Regions from separate parts of the Homo sapiens genome. Here region 1 is linked to region 2. The links are chromatin loops, found by intact Hi-C in ENCODE. Cell type or tissue: HCT116. All regions are shown on one strand.

What was found. A loop is a pair of places that touch in the nucleus more often than their neighbours do. Peaks named below come from ENCODE experiments on the same cell type or tissue, not always from the same donor. Only the 100,000 strongest peaks of a DNase experiment are listed, where the experiment ranks them.
Region 1: it touches region 2 in a loop (25-fold over the local background); 7 of 110 quality-filtered maps call a loop at or near these places.

Annotation. Positions count from the first base shown.
Region 1 is chr1:2,171,248-2,179,247 of GRCh38, reverse strand. PRKCZ (protein kinase C zeta) reads right to left here. Exons shown (of 18, transcript NM_002744.6): 12 at 7,058-7,193; 13 at 6,860-6,947; 14 at 5,232-5,351; 15 at 4,415-4,494; 16 at 3,935-4,024. Among named protein-coding and RNA genes, the nearest start is that of PRKCZ-AS1, 8.6 kb to the left of the region's middle. RefSeq lists an enhancer at 3,074-3,682 and a silencer at 5,236-5,402. In HCT116, a CTCF peak has its summit at 4,773 (motif pointing right); a DNase peak (open chromatin) is centred at 4,797.
Region 2 is chr1:1,956,388-1,964,387 of GRCh38, reverse strand. It overlaps CFAP74 (cilia and flagella associated protein 74), which reads left to right. Exons shown (of 39, transcript NM_001304360.2): 14 at 521-639; 15 at 4,358-4,424; 16 at 5,179-5,268; 17 at 7,604-7,768. LOC107984872 (a long non-coding RNA gene) reads right to left here and starts at 7,020. Exons shown (of 3, transcript XR_007065354.1): 1 at 6,235-7,020; 2 at 5,887-6,024; 3 at 5,358-5,486. RefSeq lists enhancers at 3,807-4,512, 5,458-6,097, 6,098-6,738. In HCT116, a CTCF peak has its summit at 4,163; DNase peaks (open chromatin) are centred at 4,157 and 4,437; H3K4me3 peaks cover 1,070 bases; H3K27ac peaks cover 1,024 bases.

The DNA of each region.
Region 1 (8,000 bases), 210 kb before region 2:
CCAAACCGGAGGACTCAGGATTAGGAGCCTGAGGATGTGCCTGGACCGGCGGAGGGTGGGGTCTAGACACGGCCCATGGGAGCCCCCGACAAGATGAGCGCCACCTCCCAGTGCAGGGGCAAGGCAGGTGGATCTGCCTGGCTGACGGGGCCCTCTGCACACACACTGCCTCTCTTCTCCAGGGCAGTGTGCAGAGGCCAGGCTCCAGGAGGAAAGCAGTGTTGGGGACCCGGTGCCGGGCCCCAGAGTCACACCCCAGTGGCGGCGACTGCCTGAGTGGTGCTGGTTCAGCTGGGGATAGGCAAGGAGGGGGCGGCTTTGGGGTGACTGTGACCCTGTCCCAGCTCTACCCTCGGACACTCGGGGGGCGGGCACTGTGTCCTTTCACCATCCATTCCTGCTGCTCCCACTGCCTTCCCCGCAGTCCGTGAAAGAGACCCTGAGTCCACAGGTGGGGACCAAGGCCTCACACGTGCCCCACTCCCACATGGAGCTGACACCCACCGAGGGACTGTTCTCAAGCTGTGCCCACTACAGCCATGGAACTAAGTCCAGCACAGACTGAGGGGGCCCCCAAAGGGACCAGAAAGCAGCCGCTGCAGGAACAGGTGGCCCCCCTGAAAGGCTAGACTGAGACCACCGGACCTGCAACTGCGCCCTGAGCACGTGCCCAAGAGAAATAAACACGTGTCCACCCAGAAGCGGGTTCACAGGTGCTCACAGCAGCACGAGTCCACCCAGAAGCGGGTTCACAGGTGTTCACGGCAGCACAATTCACAATGGCCAGAAAGTGGAGGCCACCCTATGTCCACTGAGGACGGATGCAGAGGTGCAGTCTCCACGCAGTGGACGCAGTGGGTGGGGTTCAGCGCAGGAAGGAGGCAGTGCCACGTGCTACTGTGTGGGTGCAGCTTGTGGAGACAATGCTGAGGGGAGGGCAGGCACGAAAGGCCGCGGTGTGCCCAGGTCCACTTCCATGACATGTGCAGACCAGGCAGAGCCACACAGCCTGGCGGAGCAGCCACTGCAGGGTGTGGGGAGAGGCTGGAGTGGGTTCGGGTCTTCTCTGGGTACAGGGTGATGAAAGTGATCGCGATGACGTCATGTAACTCTGGGATTGCTCAGAACCACTGAGTTGCAGGCGTTGGGTGAATGGGAGGAGGACCTTCCTTCTGCCAAGGTCACATGGGGGTGGTGGTGACCCCACACCAACCCTGCTGAGGACAGCTAAAGCAATCTGGCCAAAACAGCCACACTTCTTCCTAAAAGCCTCAAGAGCTGATGGGTGGCAAGGAAACGGCAGAGGCAGGGTCGGCGGTCGGTGGCAGAGGCAGGGCCGGCGGTCGGTGGCAGAGGCAGGGCTGGCAGTCGGTGGCAAGCCCTTCGCAGGCCTCTCAGGCTGGGATGGAAGTCACAACACAGCCCGCAGCAGCCAGGAAGAAGCAGGGTGATGGAAGCCGCCCCTGTGGGCAGCCACGGGGGTGATTCTGCAGTGGTGGGACCCAGGTGGGAAGCCAGGGCCGCTGACTACCTTCCGAGAGACAGCCCGCGGCAAGTGTGTGCCAGAGATCACCTGGCGTGCTCGCTGCAGGGACGCAGACCTCTCCCAGCTAGAGGCCAAGGGTGGCTTCATGGTCTCCTTGAGTTCCGGCTCGGGCAGGGTTGGACTCACACTCAGATTAGACAGTGCTCCGAAGAGAAGGAGCCCGTCACTCCACAGGCAGCCATCTGTCCTCATCTGTCCACTCCCGGTAAACCAAGAGTGGTTGAGAGACAAGATCAGGGGCCCGGCTGGCACCAAGGCTGCACCCAGGATCGGGCTCTCCCTGGATCCCATGGTGCTGGTGGGCCCCATACGGTGGTGGGCTTGGAAGAGAGAGGGTGGGAAAGGCACGGGGGAGACTGAGCTGAGACGGGCGAGGGGAGGTGGCTGGGAGCGGGGATGCTGGCTCCTCACGTAATTCTACTAAGCACCTGCTACGGGTTCAGCCGGGTGGTACCTGGACCTGAGTGTGTGTGTGGACCGGAGGGGTTCTGTGGGCCAGAGACAAGGGGATGCCACCACTAACACCAGCTAGGCCAGGTGTGGCCTGAGATAGGGGAACGCCACCAGTAACCCCACTAGGCCAGGGGTGCCTGAGCCAGAGAAAAGGGACGCCACCTCTAACCCCGGCCTGGGCGTGAGGATGACTGACAGTTAGAACCAAAGGCAGATCTCTTCTCCCTTATGCTACCAGAGGCATAAATTTAAATGAAGAATTTGCGAAGGTGATTCCGTGGCAGGTGCCTATGCTCAGAACATTTCTAAGTGTGTGCATCTGACAACCGCACGACAGAGAATGGCCCCGTCCTAGTTTGGCAGCAGCCCAGCTGGGCTCTGGAAGGGCTGTATGTAGGAAGGGGTGTGGGCACGTTCTGACCACTTCACTCCCCACCTTCCCCCACGGTCCCACACATGCACAGGCAAAGCAAGGCCTTCGACTAGAAAGTGACTTGTTGGGCTGTGTGGACAAGGGCCCCCACTGACCACAGGGGCCAGGGAGTGACCTCCCACGCTGGCCGAGGCTGCCTGGAAAAGTTGGGTGGGGTGGAGGACAGAGCTAGAGCTGGGCTTTCTCCTGATTCAGTTCAACCTCCTCCAAAATGCACTGAACGAGCTATCCAATCTGCTTTTTTCCTTGAGAGTGTATTTTAAAGGTTTTATTTCAGTAGCTCTGCAACCATTTACACAGCTGGAAACAAATTCCACAGACGCTCCTCAGCTTCAGACAAGGTCACCTCCCAATAAACCCTCCATGTGCTGGAAACATCCTAGGTGGAGACTGCGCTTCCCACACAGAACCCACGACCGAGCGGCGCTGGAAACATCCTGGGTGGAGACTGCACTTCCACACAGAACCCACGACCAAGCGGCGCAGCCTTACCTGCCTTAACCTGACAGACACACGCCAGCCTACAGTCCGGCAAAACCCCCTGCACGCAGAGCCCCTCGGGACATTCGGCCCCCTCCTGATCACGTGGCCCGCTGGGGCTGCAGTCACCGCCCCTCATCACAGGAGAGTACTGACCTCATACGGCCAGCTGGGGAACGGTCAAAACTCAAAGTAGTTTCTACCGAATGCACCCTGCTCACACACCACCGAAATCAGATTCCTAAATCGAGCCAGTGTACGTCGCACCCTGTCCACAGACTCACTCTCCTTCAATACCCGACGCTAAAGCTCAAGCCGTGAACGCTGCGACTGCTGGTCCTGTCCAGTAACTGCTGATAAAACCGGCCATGAAACCAAAGCAAACGCCCTTCTCTAGGCCGGCCCCCACTATCAGATCCCTGTGGAACCAACAGCCAATGTGCTCACAGGTCAGGACGCATGTGCCGCTAGCTCCTGGCGGCACCAAGCCAGCACAGTCGAGGGTTGCCAGGAAGCGCCATGGGCCGAGCTCGTCCGGCCCCTCACTCTCCTGGCTCCGGAGGACGAAATGTGTCTCCCCATCCCTCCTCGGGGCCCTGGAGGGTGGTCCCCCATTCCCAGCTGACCCTTCTGGGAGACAGGAGCCTTGGCTCCACGCAAGTGGGGCCATGTCAAAGACCAGCCCGGCGGTGCGCGAGCTCACACAGCCCACCCGGCCCACACAGCCCCGGCTCTGTCCACCAGATTATAGGGGTTGGAGGGGTTGGGGGTGTAGGGGTTGGAGTGGGGTTGGGTGGATATTGGGGTGGGGGTTGAGTTGGGGGTTGGGGTGGGAGTTGGGCTGGGGGTTGGGTTGGTGGTGGGGTGAGGGTTGGATGAATTTGGGGTTGGGATGGATATTGGGGTTCGGATGGGGTGGGGTGGGGGTTGGGTGAATATTGGGGTTGGGGTTGGGATGGGGGTTGGGTAGATTTGGGGTTGGGATGGGGATGGGGGTGCAAATAGGCTTTGTGATGCTTTACCAAGTCCCAGTCTATGCTGCGGAAGAACGCGTGGGACTTGATGTCAGAAAATCCAGTCTGTGGCCGGCAGCCGAGCCTCTCTTTGGGGTCCTGGAGGTCAGAGTTCAAACAAGGACAAGTCAGCCCCATCCCGGAAGCCCCATGACCCCCTCTCCTTGGTGGCCACTCCCAGTGCTGACAAGCCCTCCCCCGATGCTCTGACCCAGGTGGTGGAAATCAGATGTTTCCTTTATTGAAAGTTCCTTCCCCGTACGTTAAGCTCCGTTCCATTTTCCTTGGGCACACATTCTCATTTTGTTAGGTGTGAGTAAAAACGGACGATTCACAGAACACAGAGCTCAAATACTGAAGCGGAAAATCAACCCACACACCCGATACACAGCAGCCGACATGAAAAAATGGCCAACAGCCGTGCCTGGCCCTCTGCCCACCAACACCGAGGCCACAAACGAGATTTTGTCAGCATGGCCAGAAACGTACCTTATTTAAAAATCCTTTTAAAACATGGGAGGCTTTGACGGACAGGAACCGGGGGATCCGGATGGGCTTCTCCAGGATCACTGCAAGGGCGGAGCCTGGTGAGGACTTGCCTGTGTTGTGTGCCATTTGCCCAGTGCCGCCCAGACTCTGACTCTGAGCAAGAGCTTTGGGAGCTCAGCCTTGGGGCCCCGGAGCCCCTCCCTTCCTACAGCCCAGCAATATCTATAACCCGGAGTCCCGCCGGGTCCTCCCTGGGCCTCCTGGTTACATGCGCTGGCACGTGTCGTAGGATCGGACGTGAACCAGCAGCTCCCCTTCCTCAGCCCCAAGATCGCAGGTACACGGGTGCCTCTGCAGGCTGGCCACCAGAGGGCACCGCGGAGACAGCCGCGTTCCCAGATCCCACATCCCCACAGCACTGAATTCCAGACCAGGAGCAGGTCCCGGGGCCTCCAGGTGGGAAGGAGCCCATGATGGTGGCTGTGGGTTTTGGGGGTGGGGGCTGTGCTTTCAGCTCGGTACAGCCTCGGTCAAGGACATGCTGGGGCTCCAGCATGTGCTGCTGGCCAGGGCAGGAGGGAGTTGGAGCTGAATGGGGACAGGTTCTCTTTCCTGCTGACCCACAGGTGTGGTAACCCCACCCCACGGCCCGGGGAGTGGCATGTGACACAGGGTCTGGCCAGGAGGAATGGTTCCCGGTACGCTTTGCATGGCACTGCCGCTCCAGGCACCCGCGGGACCCCTCCACCTGCACCTTTGAAAAGGAAGGAAGACAGTCGTGCAGGTGAGGGGTACGAACGCACAGCGGGGCACGCACCTTGGAAAAGGTAGTCCTCTGTGTTCATGTCCGGGTTGTCGGTGATGATGTCGAACGGGGAGCGCCCGGCCATCATCTCAAACATGAGGACTCCCAGCGCCCACCAGTCCACGCTGAACCCTGGGGGAGAGCACACAGCCATCACCGAGTGGGGCCACATGGGCCGGCAGCAGGACGAACCTGGCTGGCGTTGGTTTTCATGCCCAGTTGACACGAGTGTGAGCCAGGCTTGAGCAGGCGGCACACAGGCCTCTGTGACTTCCACTTCCCAAACAGAACCAGCACCTCCACCTGGCAGCTCGGCCTCCCTGCCACCGTCCCTGACACTACGGAGGTCTCCCAGGCTGCCTCTGGGCTGTCGGTCCTGCCAGGGCACCTGTGACCACACCGGCACGAGGCACTGGTGGAACCTGCGGACGACCCTCCTCTCTCGTTTCTGCTTCTACAGAACTAAGCTTGAAGAAGCCCTTTCGCTGCAGTAACGGAAATACTCTCCTGTGTTTCCTTCTACAGCCATTTTGTTTTTTAAAAAGGTTCAAGTAGTCAACCTGTTGGGAATGTGTTCCAGCGAATGAGGGGTGGGAGACCCTGACCCGTTTTGCCCAAGGACAGCAGCTGTCTCTGCGTCCCCGGAAGTCCCCCTGGTCCCTGCTGAGGTGAGACGCTGCCGCTGTCCCACACGGAATCCCCATCCCAAGCTGGGTTCTAGACTATATTCCAGTCCTCCAATCTGCTGTCTGTCCTTCTCTGGCTACTGAGACTTCCATTGTGGCCGCTGGGGAGCCCAGTTATCCCAGCGGCGAGTGACCTGCCCGCCCTGCCTGCCCCACACCCATTCTGATGGCAAAAAAAATGTGTAAAAATGTCTGAAGGCACACCATGCATGCCTCATTGAAAACACCAGGATGCAGAAGTGGGTGGAGTGTGTACAAACACAGTATGCATGTGCACACAACACACATGGATGCCCGACACACGAACACTCAGCCCAACGGCACACACGCACACAGGGCTGCACACGCGTGCCCACGTCCCCGTTTCACACACGCACACACGGCTGCACACGCGTGCCCACATCCCCGTTTCACACACGCACACACGGCTGCACACGCGTGCCCACGTCCCCGTTTCACACACGCACACACGGCTGCACACGCGTGCCCATGTCCCCGTTTCACGCCCAGAGAGGGGAGAGGAGCAGAAACACTCTGGTGTGCACGGCGTCCTCAGCCGCAGGGCCTGTGGGGTCCTGTCCACACGCTCCTGCACCCCCTGGGGCTCCCCAGACAACAGCTTCTCCCCCAGCCACTCGTGCAGCACGGGGACTCAGGTGCTGCACCCTGTCCCACCCCCGCTTTCTGTGTCTTTCCCCTCCCTGTGCCCCGGGGCTCCCTGGCAGGAGGAATCCTGTGCAGTGCCCTCCCCAAGGAGCTGCTCAAGTGGACATGGGAGGTTTTCCAGAATTCAAATAAGGGGCTGAGGCCAGATGATGACATCCGGCTGGGAAAGACAGTGTGTGGCTTTTGGGTGTAAGATGGTCAAGGACACCTCTCCCTGGCTGCTGGGCCAGGCCCGAAGCCATCTCTGGCCCTGTGTGCTCCGAGAGGGGCCAGGGCAGCGGCACTCACCGTACTCCTCTCCCCGCAGGATTTCGGGGGCGATGTAATTCGGGGTTCCGCAGAAAGTGCTCGTTGTGTCACCAGGGCCCAGGCCTTCCTGTGGGGGCAAAGTTACTGGGAGAGGGTTCTTGTAGACACTACCCCGCGGGACAGGCGCCCCGAGACGCACATGCGGGATGGTCAGGGGAGGCGGTCCAAGGCACGCACCTTGCACATGCCGTAGTCTGTGAGCTTGATGTGCCCGTCCGCATCCAGGAGGACGTTGTCCAGCTTCAGGTCCCTGTAGATGATCCCCCTCTCGTGCAGGAAGTTGAGGGCGATGCAGATCTCGGCCGCGTAGAACCTGGGGGTGGGGATGCCGTCATGGGGGCAGTGCCTGTGCCAGAGGCTGCGCCAACAGCTCCAGCCTGGGGGCCACACACTCCCGTTTGCCCCACCACGGGCCCGGCATCCTCTCAATGACCAGGCCCAGGATTTGAAAGTGCAGTGCACAGGGCCAGGGAGGGAAATGCCAATGAAAGCTCCAGGACACCACCCCATGCGCCTTAGGATGGCCTGCTGTCAAAGACACAGAGAACGATGTGGCAGCCTCCACAAGGGGAGGAGCGGGCAAATAACACGACAGCTTCCATGCGGGAAAGACCGGAGCCATGGCACGTTGTGGTAGGAGTGCAGAACAGCGCCGCTGCTGCGGAAGACAGTCCGGCAGGTCCTCGAAAATTAAACACGGTGCCAGGCTTGGTGGCTCACACCTGTAATCCCAGCACTTCGGGAGGTCGAGGCAGGCAGATCACCTGAGGTCAGGAATTCAAGACCAGCCTGGGCAACATGGCGAAACTCCGTCTCTACTAAAAATACAAAAAAATTAGCCGGGTATGGTGGCGCACACCTGTAGTCCCAGCTACTCTGGGGGCTGAGGCAGGAGAATCACTTGAACCTGGGAGGCAGAGGCTGCAGTGAGCTGAGATCCCACCACTGCATTCCAGCCTGGGTGACAGAGCGAGACTCCATCAAAAAAAAAAAAAAATTAAATATGACCTTTTTTTTTTTTTTTTTGAGACAGAGTTTCACTCTGTCACCCAGGCTGGAGTGCAATGGCGCGATCTTGGCTCACTGTAAGCTCTGCCCACAGGTTCACGCCATTCTCCTG
Region 2 (8,000 bases):
GCCAGTCTGAGCAATGGGGGTGCCGTGGCCCCGAAAGCCCTGTGCCACTTGGGGCAGTGGGGGTCCCCTGAACCTCGGGACAGGGATGTAGCAGGGACAGGGTGGGAACATGTGAGGCTGAGGTTGGTGCCTGGACGCCTCTGCCAAACTCTGCAAGACAGAGCAGGCTGTGGGCTCCTGTATTTGACCCCAGCTCAAGTCCATCCATGGAGTCAGGGACCCACCTTGGAACCCACAGTGTCTGAGCCTTTTCTCTTACTCCCACCTGCGGGCCCCAGCAAGGCCCTGTCCTGCCTCAAGTGGCGAAGGCTCTTATGTGACAGGTTCCACCCCCAGACCTGTCCTTCATGCACCCCAGGGGCCTTCTCGATTCTGGGAGAAACCTTGGAAATTGTTCCCTGGGAACCTCTCCCTAGTTGGCAAATGCTCACCAGCGGTTACCTTGAGGCAAAGCTGCCTCGGTGCTCACAGCACAGCCCCCTGTGACCCGCTCTGAAGCTGCTACCTCGGCCTTTCCCAGGACTTTGATATTGGCAAAGTGTACAAGAAAAAGATCACGTTGGTAAACACCACCTACACGATCAACTACTGCAAGCTGGTGGGCGTGGAGGAGCACCTCCGGGACTTCATCCACGTTGAGTAAGAGGACGGCTCAGACAGGGAGGGACGCGGTGCAGGGACAGCAGGAGGTTCATAGGTCCCTTCATGTTCAGAACGGCTGGAACAGGCTCTATATGGGCATAAGCCCTCAGGTCCGATTTTCACGAAGATTTTGTAGAGGGGGCTCCTCTGTCTTCTTGTGTCAAAGTCGTCCGAGACCGAGCCCATTTCCCTTCACGAATGGCTGGAACTTTGCCTGGCTGCCCAAGTTTCCTTTTGTTTTTCTTCGTTTTGTTTTGCTGCCTTTTTTTTTTTTTTTTTTTTTTTTTTTGAGATGGAGTCTTGCTCTGTCGCCCAGGCTGGAGTGCAAGTGCGATGGCGCGGTCTCAGCTCACTGCAACCTCTACCTCCTGGATTCAAGAGATTCTCCTGCCTCAGCCTCCCCAGTAGCTGGGATTACAGGCACCTGCCACTACGCCTGGCTAATTTTTATATTTTTAGTAGAGACCGGGTTTTACCATGTTGCCCAGGCTGGTCTCGAACTCCTGACCTCAGGCGGTCCACCTGCCTTGGCTTCCCAAAGTACTGGTATTACAGGCATGAGCCACCACACCTTGTCAGAGTTTCCTTTTGTATTGTTATGTTTTGATGTTGACCATTCTGATAAGTTTTCCCTGGCAATTAGCCAGTGTTTTCAGTGTCAAGGTGAAAGCTGTCTTCATTTCAGCACTGCCTCCCTGAATTAAGGCCGTGCTTTCACTCTGTAACAATGTTTCCATTTGCTTCCTTGCAGACTCCACTTACCTGTGTTTTGGATCCTCCTTGCTGGTCTTTGGTGTCTGATGTTTTCCTTCTGGTTGCCTTTAATGCTTTCTGCTTTCCTTTTCTTTGTTTTGTTTTTGACAGGGTCTTGCTCTGTCACCCAGACTGGAGTGCAGTGGCACGATCTCAGTTCACTGCAGCCTCAATTTCCCAGGCTCCAGCAATCCTCCTGCCTCAATCAGCCTCCTGAGTAACTGGGACCACAGCTGTGTGCCACCAAGCCCGGCTAATTTTTCTATTTTTTGTAGAGACAGGGTTTCACTGTGTTTCCCAGGCTGGTCTCAAACTCCTGAGCTCAAGTGATCCACCTGCCTCAGCCTCCCCAAGTGCTGGGATTACAGGTGTGAGCCCCTGTGCCTGGCCCATTTTCTTCTTTTCTCTTTTATTTTATTTTTCTTCATTTTTCCCTCTGACGGCCTTTTCCATGTTTTCTGCAATGTTTCTCTTTTCTTCTGCTCCTTAGTAACTTACTTTTTTTTTTTTTTTTTTGAGATGGAGTTTCACTCTTGTTGCCCAGGCTGGAGTATAGTGGCACAATCTCGGCTCCCTGCAACCTCTGCCTCCTGGGTTCAAGCGATTCTTCTGCCTCAGCCTCCTGAGTAGCTCGGATAACAGGCGCCTGCCACCACGTCCGGTTAATTTTTTGTATTTTAGTAGAGACGGGGTTTCACCATGTTGGCCAGGCTGGTCATGAACTCCTGACCTCAGGTGATCCGAGGCCCACCTCGGCCTCCCAAAATGCTAGGATTACAGGCGTGAGCCACAGCACCCAGCCTAACTTACTTTATTTTTAAGAAAGTTCTTTCTCTTCTACTTCCTGCTTCCTGCCAGTTTTCTCTTTGTGGACAGGTTTGTAGGTCCAGGATGGCTTTCGGATTCCCAGTTCAGGAGTTTCCACTCCCGCGAGCGTTGTGAAGTGCAGCTTCTCAAAAGAGGGTCAGCAAGGGCAGGATCCTCATTCCCCCCTTGCTGCCCAGGCTCCAGAGGGGCCTCCTCTTCTCCCACGAGGCATCTTCCTGAGGCTGCCCCCAGGGGCGCGTGGGCTCTGATGGCCCCTCCCTGAGATCAGCACTGACTCACTGGGACTTGGTATTTTCTTGTGGAGGCTGTGATGTTCTCTTTGGGGAGCTGATTTTAGGTCAGTCTTAGGGTCTTTGTTCCCGTCTCCTTCCTCTCTTCCCTGCAGTTTTTCAGACCTTCGTAGCTCTCTGTGAAGGCGGGCATGGAGAATGCATGCTGGAGGTTGGTGTTTACTTTTCACCTTATGGTTAATTTTAAGTCTGGAGGGTTCTGTGTCCTCTAGTCATGCTGAAGGCATGGGATTTCTGCAGCCCGCCTGTTTCTCTCATTGATCCATGTGGTTTCTGGAGGGCGCGTGCAGAGGTGGGTTTAGGTGGTCGCTGTGCTCTCAGCCACCGAGGCATTCCTCCCCACGCTGGGATGAGAACTTCTCATGGACGGTTATTTTCTCTCAACAGGTTGAGGCCACCACTCTCCTGCCCTCTGCCTCTTGTTGCTGGAGTGGGAGGTGGCCTCGGTCCAGGTGCTGGTTTTTTTGGAGGATACCTGGCTTTCCGCCTGCTTGCTCTGAGATTCTCTCATCCTTAATGTCCCGCAGCTCTGCTGTGCGTCTGGTGTGGGCTGATTTTTCTTAGACCTCACTGTGCTGTTGAATCTGAAGATTCAGATCTTTGAACAATTTTGGGAACTTCTCAGCCCCAGCTCCCCAGGCATCGCCCCTCCCCCATTCATTCTCCGGCTCTGCCCTCCTGCTCCTCCTTTTGAAACCTCCCCGTCGGGTTGGAAATTTCTTGTCTCTTTTTCGCATTGGGTGGTGCTCTAGGTGCTGCTCGGTTCACCACTTGTCCCCTTAGTGCTGCTAATCAACGGTTGAAATTGCTCAGTAAGTTTCTTACTCAGCTGCCCTGTCTCTCATTTCTAAAAATGCCAAGTTCTGTTTTGGATGAGTCTGCATTTCTTGACAGTGTCTTGTTCTTTTCTCACGTCTGGAATTCTCTATTTCTGTCTCTAACCATTTTATCTATACGTCCTCTAACATCCCCACTCCACGCTTCTGTCATCTGAAGGGTTTGGAGCTCGGCCCTGCACTCTGCTGCTGGTTTATGTGAGGCACGCACGTCCACCCTCTCGGATTCTGCTCCTCTCCCCGGCAGCTCCATCCCGGGCTCTGTGCAGTCGGCACCAAAGCATTTCCCTCCCAATTGGAGGAGCTTTGGGTTTGCTTCTGCTGGTGCCGTGGGAATGTTGCCAGCCAGGGACACATTTTACATTAAAATTTTAGCTTGTGCATTTCTAAACCAAGCACATTAGGTAAAATCCAACCTTGTGAAATCAGCCTGGCGTCAGGAATTCCTTGGGGAGATGCTCCCTCACCCTGATCTGGGCCAAGACAGACCAGCTCCCTCAAGTGGCCTGTGCAGTAGGGGCTATTTTTGTGGTTCTTTCCCTGAAAGGGGCTGAGAGGGTCCCGAGGGTCCCAGCTGTCTCAGGACTCCCAGTTCCAGCTCTCTTCCTGGCTCCTGCCCACAGCCCCCTGGTCCCATATTGGTATCAAAGCCCTAGAGCCCCGGTCCCAGGCCTGGCACCTGTGCCCAGGGGAACTGTGGCCCTCTCCGACCCATGGGGTCCCATTTCCTGGCAGTTGGCCTGGGGACTTGCCTCACGCCTTCAGTGATTAACTCCCTCACTCCACAAACGTTCGCACACACTGGAGCGCCCCCTGCCTGCCAGGTACTGGCGGCAGCAGGGAATGCAGCAGATCCAGCACTCCCCGGGGTGAAGGCGGCTGGGCAGGGGGCCAGGCCCGGGATGGGGAGGAGGCCAGGAGGCCCAGCCTGACTGTGCTCTGGGTGGTGAGGCGAGCGTCTGCCCTCCGCAGCACTAACCCCCGTGTGCTATGGGTCACGTCCTGCAGCTTTGACCCCCCTGGCCCCCTGTCAGCCGGAATGTCCTGTGAAGTGCTTGTCACCTTCAAGCCGATGGTGAGTCAGAGGGGCCCGTTCTCTCTCGAAGGGGAGGTGGTGGTGGGTGGAGCCTGTGATCGGGCATGGTGGCGCAGAACATGATGGGGGAAGGATGCACTTGGCCTCTCAGTGAGGATCACGCAGGCCCCTGTTTTGCTATTTTACTTCCAAAAATACACTCAACATATTCCTGAATGCTGGGCAGAACCGCGGCGCAGCTCCTCTGGGTTAGTGGCCGAGGGCGTGCACTCTCGGGTCTAAGTCGGGAGGGCTGGGATGTTCCAGGAAGCTAGTGTCCAGCCCTCCTGAGATGCCCTCTACTGACTCTTTCCCCTGGGGTCACCCGAGCTGGGCAGGTGGCAGGCGGCCCTGGCCCAGGTAGCCACGGCACATGTAACAGGCTAAAGTTACAGGAGGGAGGGGTGTGGTGGCTTATGCCTGTAATCCCAGCACTTTGGGAGGCCAAGGCAGGAGGGTCGCTTGAGCCCAGAAGTTCAAGACCAGCCTGGGCAACATGGCGAGACCCCGTCTCTACAAAAAATACAATTAGCCAGATATGGTGGCGCATGCCTGTAATCCCAGCTAGTGGAGAGGCTGAGGTGGGAGGATCGCTTGGACCCCAGGTGGGGGTGGGTGGAGGGGGGTTGCAGTGAATCGAGCAGGTGCCACTGCACCCCAGCCTGGCCAACAGAGCCAGACCCTGTCCAAAAAAAAAACAAAACACACAAAAGTTGCAGAAGTGTATTGTGGTGGGGGTTGTTTTATGTTTTAGATAAACAAGGATCTAGAAGGAAATATCTCATTTTTGGCTCAGACGGGCGAGTTTTCAGTTCCACTGAAATGTTCAACAAAGAAATGTTCGGTGAGTTCAAAGGTGTCCGAGCCAGCATTTCTCGGGGCATGCTGGCTGGGAACCCCAGTGGGGGACGGCATCTCCTGGGAGGGGGTGCAGGTTGGCGGGGGGACCAGGTGGAAGCTCCAATCTTCACCAGGGGCTGAGCCCCTTCTTCCAACAGCAGCTCAGGTGGGCCTGAGCCGAACCTTAGGTGGGGTCTCGAACGTGGGGCACTCGGACCAGTGCTGGAAAAATGAGACAAACCCTGCTCTGTGTGGAGCCCAGACTGCAGGGCCTGTGGCTCAGGAAAACTTAACATTCATCTGCAGCTCTTGGGGGGATCCCGCCTGATTCTTTTTAACTAAGAAAAATTTCAAGCATAGAGGAAAACAGAACAGCAGAACAAGGCTCCACGCGCTGCAACCCGGACCCCGCATCCTCCCAGACTCCACATTGTCGGCCTCGGACACCTTTGCTTGGTCCATCAACTGCTATATCTGTTGTTGCTGATCCATTTCAAAGTACATTAGTAAAATGTCAACACTCCACCCTCAGAAACTTCAGCATGCATCTCCAGTAAACCAGGAACCCACACATCATTGTCCCCCCGGCCCCCGCCGAGTAATTGGTCAGCTCGCACCGCACCTGCCACACAGCAAACGGCTCCTGGCTCAGCCGCGAGTGTGAAGCCCTCTGCGGCCAGCCCCGTCCAGGCTGGACTCCAGAGTGGCAGCTACGGCAGCACGAGCATCTCCCAGAGGACAGTGGGGACGTCATTATCTCCTAAGAATTCTCAGGTCAAGGCAAGTCTCACAGCCTGAGCCTGCGTCAGCGGGGCAGGAAGAGGCCCATTCTTACACTAGAGGAGGAACAAGCCGGGGCAGGCGAAGGGCAGAGGCGCGCTATGTCCCCCACCCCAGGAAGATCAGCAGACGCCCTCATGGTCACCCGTGATCCAGGCCACGCTGGCCCCAAGCCACCTTTGATGAGCACCTGTGTAACTTTCTCTGTCGCGTGCTTCCTCCTTCACCGCGTGTCGCCGTGGAGAGGGGTTGGGATGAGAGTCACCGATGGTGGCAGAGAGAGAAGTGTTTTCCTCTCAGTTTCTTCATAGGCTCACCAGTGTTTGAGTATTTGGTGTGTTCCAGTCACTTTAGTCTCCCTTCCTCTTGGCACTCAAGTGGCCCCGCTTGGGTTCATGCAGGGACCACTGCCGTCCTAGGGCACCCGAGCAGCTCCTTGCCCTGTGGCTGCCGCCTTCTCCTCAGAGCGGTCACGGTTGGGCCGGCACTCGGCTGTGCGGGCTCTTGGTGAGCCAAGACTCAGGCCCAGGACACCGAGCACCAGGGCCAGGGGCAGCAGGAAGTCCCCCGCCCCCCCGCAGACAGCCAGGCTCCGGCTCCCTCCTGCTCAGCCTGGGAGCCCGGCAGGAGTCTGGTACTGGCCTGCTCCACTCCGGATCAGCATCATGGAGCACGTGCCCGGCGAGGCCCCAGGTGTCCTGGCCAGAGCTGCCCCGGCCTCTCCCGCATTTGGTCTTTGCAGTGTCAAGTGCTCCTCTGTGACAGGAGCACCGAGACCCTCGGCTCCCCTGAGCAGGGGCTTGCTTCTCCCAGGGGAGCGTCCAGGCTGGGGACTGTAAAAACAGTAAAACCCCATCTGAACAAGGGGAGAACAGGACCCAGGCGGTGCAGGCGGGAAGGAGGCGGCCTCCCTTGGCTGGACCCCGACCGCCCTCTGCGAACCACGTCCATTTGCGTCGGTGGCCCCTGGTCCTGCCCCTGGAGCAGGAGCACAGAGTGGGGAGCCCCTGGGCCTCCAAACTCAGAGCCCAGAAAAGCCTCCCGAGGAGGGGCCATTGGGCAGAGCCGAGGTATGGCCCGGGCCTGCATCCTTAGCCAGCACCAGAGCTTCTGTGGCCTGTGGCCCACAGCGGGCATGGTGAGGCACCCCCATGGAGGGCGTGCTCCCGTTCTGGAAGGATGCTCCCTGGGTCCCTGTATCCAGAGTCCAGCTGACCTCACCCAGGAATGACACCATCCATCCTCAGGACCTCCAAAGCCCCGTGTCCAGGCTCCTTGTTTAGGCCCTGCATCCGGGCCCTGCGTCCTCTCACTGAACCCTTGTTACTCCGTGGCGAGGGGGCTCCTGCCTTGATGTTCTTAAAACCAGACTCGCGTGCCACACCTTGTCATGAGCAATACACACCTGATTTCTGGGTTGAATCGTGTACCTGCTTGTGCAGTGCACAACGCGCACAAATGCTCAGGGCAGCCCTGCCTGGAGCCACGTGCAGGCCTCACGCTGGGCACCCTGTGGGCCTGGCACGGTGGCCCTGAGTTCACTCCATGTCCTCTGGCAGCTGTCCCTCGACAAGGAGCTCATTGACTTCGGCAGCTACGTGGTAGGAGAGACCACGTCTCGGACCATCACGCTGACCAACGTTGGGGGCTTGGGCACGACTTTCAAGTTCCTGCCAGCTTCAGAGCCCTGTGAGATGGACGACTCCCAGTCTGCCCTGAAATTAGTGAGTGTGCCACTCAGCCATGGGGGAGTGTGGGGACCTGCCCCCCAAATCCAGTCCCATGTGGGTGAACAGAGGTGACAACATGAGGGTATCAACAGTGGGCCTGGGAGAAGGAGGGCAGTGTGGGGGCCTCCTCAAATCAGCCTAAGCAGAAGAGACCAGCTTCTTCTGTAGGACACCTGCAGTCACCTGGCCTCAGGGGCAGCAGCAGCAGGACACTCCCTTTCTCAGG